Linked DNA regions of Homo sapiens: regions 1 and 3 are each linked to region 2. The links are chromatin contacts, found by Hi-C or POLR2A ChIA-PET in ENCODE. All regions are on one chromosome and are shown on one strand. Each heading gives the region's core, a stretch centred on a gene start or an enhancer-like site at or near the end of the contact. The rest is flanking DNA. Distances are from core to core; before and after follow the strand shown.

Evidence for each region. A loop is a pair of places that touch in the nucleus more often than their neighbours do. ChIA-PET counts read pairs that join two places held with the same protein, here RNA polymerase II (POLR2A). Pooled maps may share reads with other maps.
Region 1: a loop to region 2 is called in a map of endothelial cell of umbilical vein, with 9 times the contacts of the local background. The contact joins two enhancer-like sites. A Hi-C loop is called at or near these places in 1 of 168 maps with a recorded cell type or tissue (endothelial cell of umbilical vein) and 3 of 50 pooled maps. POLR2A ChIA-PET finds 5 or more read pairs at or near these places in 1 of 52 experiments (HEK293).
Region 3: a pooled map shows a loop between it and region 2 (2.1-fold over the local background). The contact joins two enhancer-like sites. A Hi-C loop is called at or near these places in 1 of 50 pooled maps. POLR2A ChIA-PET finds 5 or more read pairs at or near these places in 2 of 52 experiments (OCI-LY7 and PC-9).

What each region holds. Positions count from the first base shown.
Region 1 is chr6:46,947,463-46,950,162 of GRCh38, forward strand. It overlaps a transcript of ADGRF5 not described here. Among named protein-coding and RNA genes, the nearest start is that of ADGRF5, 27 kb to the left of the region's middle. Within about 2 kb of position 1,354, at least 4 of the 41 ENCODE cell types and tissues checked have a DNase peak (open chromatin) inside an H3K27ac peak, as active enhancers do; they include endothelial cell of umbilical vein, where a contact is called at or near this core.
Region 2 is chr6:47,046,338-47,049,037 of GRCh38, forward strand. No RefSeq gene overlaps it. Among named protein-coding and RNA genes, the nearest start is that of ADGRF1, 5.4 kb to the left of the region's middle. Within about 2 kb of position 1,379, at least 9 of the 41 ENCODE cell types and tissues checked have a DNase peak (open chromatin) inside an H3K27ac peak, as active enhancers do; they include PC-9 and endothelial cell of umbilical vein, where a contact is called at or near this core.
Region 3 is chr6:47,133,414-47,136,113 of GRCh38, forward strand. LOC105375081 (a long non-coding RNA gene) reads right to left here. Exons shown (of 5, transcript XR_926864.3): 3 at 19-56. Among named protein-coding and RNA genes, the nearest start is that of ADGRF1, 92 kb to the left of the region's middle. Within about 2 kb of position 1,443, at least 10 of the 41 ENCODE cell types and tissues checked have a DNase peak (open chromatin) inside an H3K27ac peak, as active enhancers do; they include PC-9, where a contact is called at or near this core.

The sequences.
Region 1 (2,700 bases), core at 104-2,603, 99 kb before region 2:
TGTGCACATCTGCGGGTGCACACCACTACCAAAACCCAAACATCTTTTTGCTCCTTAGATGGCTGGCAGCGTGAATTTTCTGTAATGTAAACGAAGAAGTGGTGGGCAGGATAAAGGGTTAAGTAAGGATCTCTAGTAATGCTCCAACTTGTTCTTTGAGGAGTAACAAAGAGAGGAAGCACAGGCTTTGTGGAAGGAAATTCCCAGGCCCCACTTCGGACATTCGCAACCTGCCCTGTGAACCTCTGAGGGGTGTCTGATAATAAACACTTGCAAACAAAACAATCCATGAAGGCATTTTTACTAACATTCTCACATTCTCACCAAAGGGCTACAGCACATTTTCCTGAATCTGCGGACCTTGGAGGGGGGACCTGGACATCCACCTGCCAGCAGAGGCCAACAACCCAGTCCCTGCTCAGGCTGGTGTTTGTACGTGCAGGTCCCCCTTGCTCCTTGGGCCTTTGATTGGGCAGGGGTGGTGATGGGGCTGTGGAATGCAGATCACAGACTCAACACCGGACAGGATGTGTGTGGACTGCTGTGTGCAGACCTGAGACCCACCTCTTCATCTTTCACGGAGACCCCCAGACATAGCCCTGAGCATTGCAACTTTGAGTAATAATGCAGTGACCTTCCCCAGGAGTAGAAGGAACTTGACAAAGGCATGAAAAGCTTTGCTTGTAAAGTGTGCCAATTAAGTAACAAATTGGCCTTCTTTTCCTGTAGTAGCAAAACAAACAAATAAAACCCCTGGAGACTTGACAGTAAATATTTGTGCACAAGTTTCTTGTAAGAAGCTCAAAACATGTTAGGACCAAGATGCAAAAACTTAAGCAAAAGTCTAGTTTGGGTGAGATTATTTGTAATATTATACCTTATTTATCCCCAAACTAATAGGATGTGAGATCTGTTATGCCCATTTCATCAATGAATAAATAAAGGATCAGAAACTGGCCTAGAATAATAGTAAAGTTCTGGGTGATTCAGGTATCTGATACTTGCTCTAGTGAGTGTGTGTGTGTGTGTGTGTGTGTGTGTGTGTGTGTGTGTATGTGTGTGTTTATTGGGGCTGTGTGTACACAGATTTATGGCTTTTTTAAAACAAAATATTCTTAAAATCACTTTATTAATTGCAATTCAAGCCAAGATCCTCAAACAGCATCGCTGTCTCAGGTCTAGACCAGAATTCACTTCACAGTACGGGTGAGATTTAGATCCTTGACTACAAAAAGAAAGCTGACGCTTTACTTTTGAATTGCCGTCACCGGTCTCTGGAATATTTTTGGATGACTACTCATTTGCATCTGTCCAGAGTTGGCGGGCAATCTCCCTCTTGACCCCAGCCCTCAAGACCACATTGATCCAACCGAGGTGATGACAGGTTCCAGATTTTACTCTAGGCGGGGTTAACATGAGCCTCTACTCAGGCCTCCTTCTGTCCTTTGTGCTACAACAATGGGCGGAAACACAGCCTTGTTAGAGGAAATTCCCAGGGCCATGCTTTGGACATGAGACAGTGGCTTTGCTATGCTGGGTAGGCTGATGCGCATCTAAAAATAAATACCCTGGTCTGCAAGGGTTTCTATGATTTTGTCATGTACAGTTGATTACATTTCAAAGGATTTTTTTTAATTAGTGTTTTTAAGAAAGCTAACTTAGGTAAGCCTTGAGAATAAAATATATCATGGCTTTGTTTCGGTCTGAAAACATATAGCATTTGCTTATAACTGTTTCTGTTGAAAGGACTGCTGCTTTCTTCCCCCAGGATCTCAAAGTGAGATTGAAGAAAGCAAAGGCATGCTGAGATGCTGCCCAAGCATGGTCAGAAACATGTGAGGGTCCAGAACTGCAAGTTCTTTGAGTCCACAAAGGATAAAGTATTAACAGAAAGCTCTGGGGCTGCCTGGAGTGGTTGCTGATGTGTATAGGGTCTACCTAAGCCTAAGTCTTACTTCTCTAAAAGTTTCCAGATCCCTACTTCACAAAGAGACTGCTCTTGAGGTGGTTCATGTAGCAGAAAAGGAAAGATGGGTAGAAGGCAGTGGCCAGTGAACTTGACTCACAGCAGGCAGACAGTTCCAGCCAGCTTTCTTCTCTCTCCAAAAGTCAAATATTCCATTCATAGTCCTTGCAACTTAGAAGATGGTAGAATCAGTTTCTTTTTCACATTTTAAAGTTAGACCTCGGAATGGCTAGGAACCCATATCCATGTAGTCATATTTCCATTTTAGCTAGAGGAGAAATCAGGGCCAAAGCTCTGAGTCTTGCTGTTATTTGCCTGACTCTACTTGAGCTGAAAATGTACAGAAATGTGGCAGTTTTCCATCAAATAGGAATGTGTTTGCAGCACAAGAAGTAACCCATAATTTAGTTAAAGAGTAACCCAAGAAGAGTGGTTTACAGTGAAGTTTTCCCTCCTCATTGTTCTCGTTTCTTTTTTGCTCTTTCCTGGAAGTCCAGCCTACTCCATTGTTACTAAGACCCTATTTTAAACTTACTGCAGCAGATAGGTAGGGCTAGCTGGTGAAAAGTCAGCTATCCTCACTCTAGCCTGATGATATTTTTTGCAGACCTTCATTTGGTGGCTTGGATCACCGCACTGACATCACGAGACTCTTGATAGCTTTGAGCGGGAAGGGACCTTTGAGGTCATCACCCGGACTCCACCCATTATGGGCATCCCTTTGGGAACACCCT
Region 2 (2,700 bases), core at 129-2,628:
CCATTAACCATCCCCACTCCCCCACTGCCCACTACTCTTCCCAGCCTCTGGAAATCATCATTCTTTTCTCTACTTCCATCAGTTTAATTGTTTTAGTTTTAGCTCCCACAAATCAGTGAGAACATGTGAAGTTTGTCTTTCTTTACCTGGCATATTTCACTAAATGTCCTCCAGCTCCATCCACGTTGTTGCAAATGACAAGATCTCATTCTTTTTTTTGTTGTTGGTTTCTTTCTTTTTTTTTTTTTGTGGTGGATCAGCCAACATTTACGGAGTACTTCCTATGTGCCAAGTACTGTTGTGATCATTTTTCATGTGTTTTTATACGTTCTGCAACCCTATTTTATAGACAATGGAGTGAAGGCATCGAGCAGTTAAGTGAATGGTGAGCCAGAAAATCAACACAACCTGACTTCAAAGTCTGTTCTGTCACACTATTCTCTACTGCTTCCTAAAGACAGATGAAAAATACAAATAGAAGTGTCTGACCCTTGCTAAATATCCAAAGAAAAAGCAAAGGCAAACCAGGTACTAATGAGATAGAACATTCTTATCATCTGAACCTTCCATAATAAATTGGAGAGCCATCAAAATCCTATAGAGTCCACACTTCATTTTATTCAAGAAGTAAGCTTCAAGTGTCACTAAATTCAAGGTCCTGTGTAAATCTGGCAGTTGGTCAAGACGGTATCTGTGGCCTTTAATCAGTTCAGAATGTACAGTATTGATACAGAATTATTATTCTCTGTACAGAATGTACACAGATAACACTGAGAAGAGAAAGCTATAACCTATAAAATAAGTGATAATCCTTTTTCCCCTTCACTCCGTCTGTGTTTAAAATAAGAGTTATACAGCACCAAGAAGCCCACCTCTCCAAGCTCAAAAGATCCTCGTGAGGCCATAGGAAAGGTACAGCTGCAGGCACCAGAACACACCCCCTGCAATCACAGGAGGTGCAGGAATTCTACAGGGTCGGGACAGCCTCAATAGAGAATCTGCTATATCTTACAAGAATCCTCCTTTTTACCATGCAGATTCTAGAGTTCCAGACCCTTTACAGTAAGATGCATTTCTCCACCAGCCTATAGCATCAGAGAAAAATAACACAAGCAAGGCTTCTGGAGAACACTCATGAGTCTGCTGGATTAGAGGCTCACACCCAACAGACTCAGAGTGCAAAGGGTCCTTCCTGTGGATGAGAAGCTCTTCTAGAACAAAATTAAGCTGCTTCCGTCCCTGGGCACTTTTGCTCTGGTGTCATGGCCGTGCTCAACTTCCTCATGAGGACAAACATCTGAAGATGTGACCTGAGATTAGGACATTCTTTTTCACTTACGTATTGTTTCAGCAAACCCCACATTGACTCCAGCACTTCCAAATGTCCTTTAGGCAAAGAGAGACATCTAGTGGCCAAGATTCACAACGTTGTAGCGGCCACCTGTTTACAAAATCACTATGCGGTACAATCACTTAATTTACCATGAAGGTGACTGAGGGACTTAATGGAGGAGGCAGGAGAAGGAGCAGTCCAAACCAGGTAACCTCTGTGACCTGAGTTGCCTTGTCCAGTTTTTCAGGACATAGATTCTGCTTGGAGCAGAGTTCATTCATTCATCTATTTATTCATTTGACAAGCATTTATACTGTCTACTAGGTACAAGACACTGTGTTAAGCCTCAGGACTTCAAAATCTATAAATACACTCTTCAAGCATCTATAATGGAGAAGGTAGGCCAGCAACAATCAGTTAAAATATGTTACGATAGGGGCTGAACACACTGTGCCACAGAAGGCTGTAGGAGAGGCACTTACATGAATCTTTGAGGATAAGAAAAAGCGTTTAAAACACAGGTCTCAAACTGGCACCCTGTGGGCCCCATCTGGCCAGCAGATGTGTTTTGTTTGGACCATGCTTTGTTTTTCTAACTCTGAATTAGTTGCCGACATTTAAACATCAGGGGATTTCACATAAAAATCCAAATTTCAGCTTCTTTTGGAAAATAAGAAGATCTGAAAACATTGGTTTGTATTCCTGCAGGGTCACATTCAATTGGAGCTGCTTTCTTAATGTTTTTACATAACAGTCAATAATGTCTCTGCATAACAGCTTCTTTTAATAAAATGTTGGTAAATTTTACATGAACAAGGTAGAAAACTCAAAATTACAAAAGCATATTCAGTAAACTACCCTTGTTCCACAACTAACCAATCTTCACCTACAAAAGCGCCCACTTTACCAGTTAGAAATTGTATAAATGCATATCCTTCTCTCACAGTTTACACCAAAGTTAATATTACCTGGATTTAAAATATAAACACAAAATATGAAACTTTAAAGACAGTAGAAGAAAACAGTTGTTGCTGATACATTCTTTAAATAATGTGTTGGTTTAATGGCAAAGGTATTCCTAAAGTAAGAACAAAACCTAGATGTCACAAAAAGAAAAAAATGGTATTTTTTTGGTGTCTTCACATAAAAAGGAGAAAAGATTCTGCAAGGTCAGCAATACAATAAACAGCATCCAAATAGAAATAATGATCTGGAAAAAAAGAAGCTATTTTCAATTTATTTAATAAATTTTTCCTAATATGCAAATAGTTCTTTGGAATCAATGAAAAAAGACAATCAACCAGATAAATAGACAAAAGGATATAAATAAATCCACCAAAAAAGCATACAAATAGTTCTAAAGTCTA
Region 3 (2,700 bases), core at 193-2,692, 87 kb after region 2:
GTTTCCCTGGCAACTTACGGTTGAGTCAAATCCCAGCGCGGGTGGCTGAGTGGCACCTGTAAGAAGCAAATGTTGGGTTCATTCGTTCATTCATTCAATTCATCCAACAAATACTTATTAAACCTGTAATATGTACCGCAAATTGTGCCACCATGAGGGTAATGACTTTAATCTGGTGTTTCCTTAATGTTGTCATTGAACCATACAAAGATTCATAGACATAGACCCTACCCTTAACGATCATCTTCTCCTGTAAGCGAGACAGTGTTTACTTTTACAACTACAACTCAATGTAGAAAGTAATTGTTGCATAGGATTAACTTGGAGTCTTGTTATCTGATAAAGTGGTGTCAGAGAATCCAGAGAATTTCTGCCCAACTAGGGGTGAGAAAAGAGGTAGAGTGTGGGAGGATCAAGCCTTACTGCACAGATAACATTAAAACTACACTTTGGCTAGGCACGGTGGCTCACGCCTGTAATCTCAGCCCTTTGCCAAGCTGAGGCAGGTGGATCATTTGAGGTCAGGAGTTCGAGACCAATCTGGCCAACATGGTGGTGAAACCCCATATTCTACTGAAAATACAAAAATTGCCCCAGTGTGGTTGCACATGCCTGTAGTCCTAGCTACTCAGGAGGCTGAGGCAGGAGAATCACTTGAACCCAGGAGGCAGAAGTTGCAGTGAGCTGAGATGGCACCACTGCACTCCAGCCTGGGTGACAAAGCGAGACTCCATCTCAAAAATTAAAAAATCAAACATTAAAAAACAACAACATGTAAAAGGTGGATTTGGCCAGTCACGGTGGTTCACACCTGCAATCCCAACACTTTGGGAGGCCAAGGCAGGTGGATCACCTGAAGTTCGAGACAAGCCTGGCCAATGTGGCGAAACCCCATCTCTACGATAAATACAAAAATTAGCCGAGTGTGGTGACGGGCACCTGTAGTCCCAGCTACTAGGGAGGCTGAGGCAGGAGAATCGCTTGAACCCGAGAGAGAGATGTTGCAGTGAGCCGAGATAGCACCACTATACTCCAGCCTGGGCGACAGAGCGAGACTCCATCTCAAAAAAAAAAAAAAAAAAAAAGATGGATTTGCTGGTGAACAATAAAACGGGAAGTCAGAGGAAGAGAAAAGAAAAGGGAAAGAGAAGAGGAAGTGACATTTGTGTTCAGATCTATAGAAAAGCTGCTACAACCAAGATCAGTTCCTAAAAACCTAGAGAAATGTGTGAAGTTTGACCCCACTTGCACATTCCTTCCCCACTTGTGTCGGTGGCACACCAACACTCCACCCCAGCCCACTCCATTTTCACATCCTCTACTTTTCTAAAATTGGGAAGCTTTGAAGCCAGATTCCTTCTCCCATCCCCTCCCTTGCCTTTTCTTCAGTGTACTTTCACTCCCAGCCCTTTTCCCTTTACGGTCAGATAATCTATTCTCAGGAAATGACTCACACCAAGGTATAAATTACCAGTATTGACACAGCATGTTACACTTAAGCAGACTGTTCGCTTTACAAGATAAGTGGCCTTTATCCAAAGAAATGACGTTGGATCTCAGACTGCAGGGTGCTTGTAGGAGTGGGAAGCAAGCGTTGCTAGGAGGAATAGAAATTTTCATCTTTTCTGGATGTGGGGTCTACTCTCCCTTCTTCATGTGTCTATTTTGGGTCTTCCCTCCACTAAAGCTAAGCTCTCTGATGGCAGTTTTGTCCATCTGGTTAGAACAGTGCCTGGGCAATAGTAGATACTCAAAAAGTATTAATACTTGTTATTTTAGTGAATGTTTAGTAAATGGCTTTTAGTGAATGTTGTCTGTTTCTAGTGCCCTGCAGCACAGATCTGATAAACTGAGGGAGAGAAGGGTAAGTAAGAAAGCCTGAAATTTAAAAATAAATATAATTTTATTTTAAATGATGTACATGTTATTGTTGAAAAAACTTAAATACAGAGAAGCAAAAATAATAAAGTAAAAGGTATTCATAATTCTCTCTCCAGGATCAATACCTGTTAAGATAGTGATGTAAACCCATCCAGATTTTTACCCATATCTACGTATAACAAAAAAGCACACTGTATTTAACATTCTAAACTTGTTTTTTAAAATACAATAAATCAAGATCATCTTGCCATGTAATAACATATTTTGTGTCCTTTTAAATGACTGCCTAATAATAATCTAGGCTGCTAGATATACCAGCAGACCCTATTCTACCAATTCTCTACTGCTGGAATCAGGTTGTTTCCAACTTTTCACTAGTACTTGTAAAAACACAGCAAAGAATGTCTTTATCACAAAATCTTTGTGCTTATTTCCTCTTACAAGTGAAAATATTGTCATCATTACTCTTAAAACATTGACAATATTTATCAAATACACCCTCTGTGCCAGGTACTTTACAAAACATTATTTAATCCTCCCCCAAACCCTACTATTTACAGATGAGGAAACTGACTTTGGAGATGCTGAGTCATTTGTCTGAGGTTACCATTAGTCATGCCTTTAATGTTTTTGATACCTATTGGCAAATTGCCTTCTGGAAACAGGGTTTGGAATGCTGTAGGGAATACTAGAAACCTGTTGTTTCAGATAAATCCTCCATGAAGGAAAGATTACACAATCTCCTTTAGTGAGCTATTCCCGTTTTATCGGCCTGTCAACATTGTTTTCTCCATTATGTTTACCCAAAACCTTTGTGAT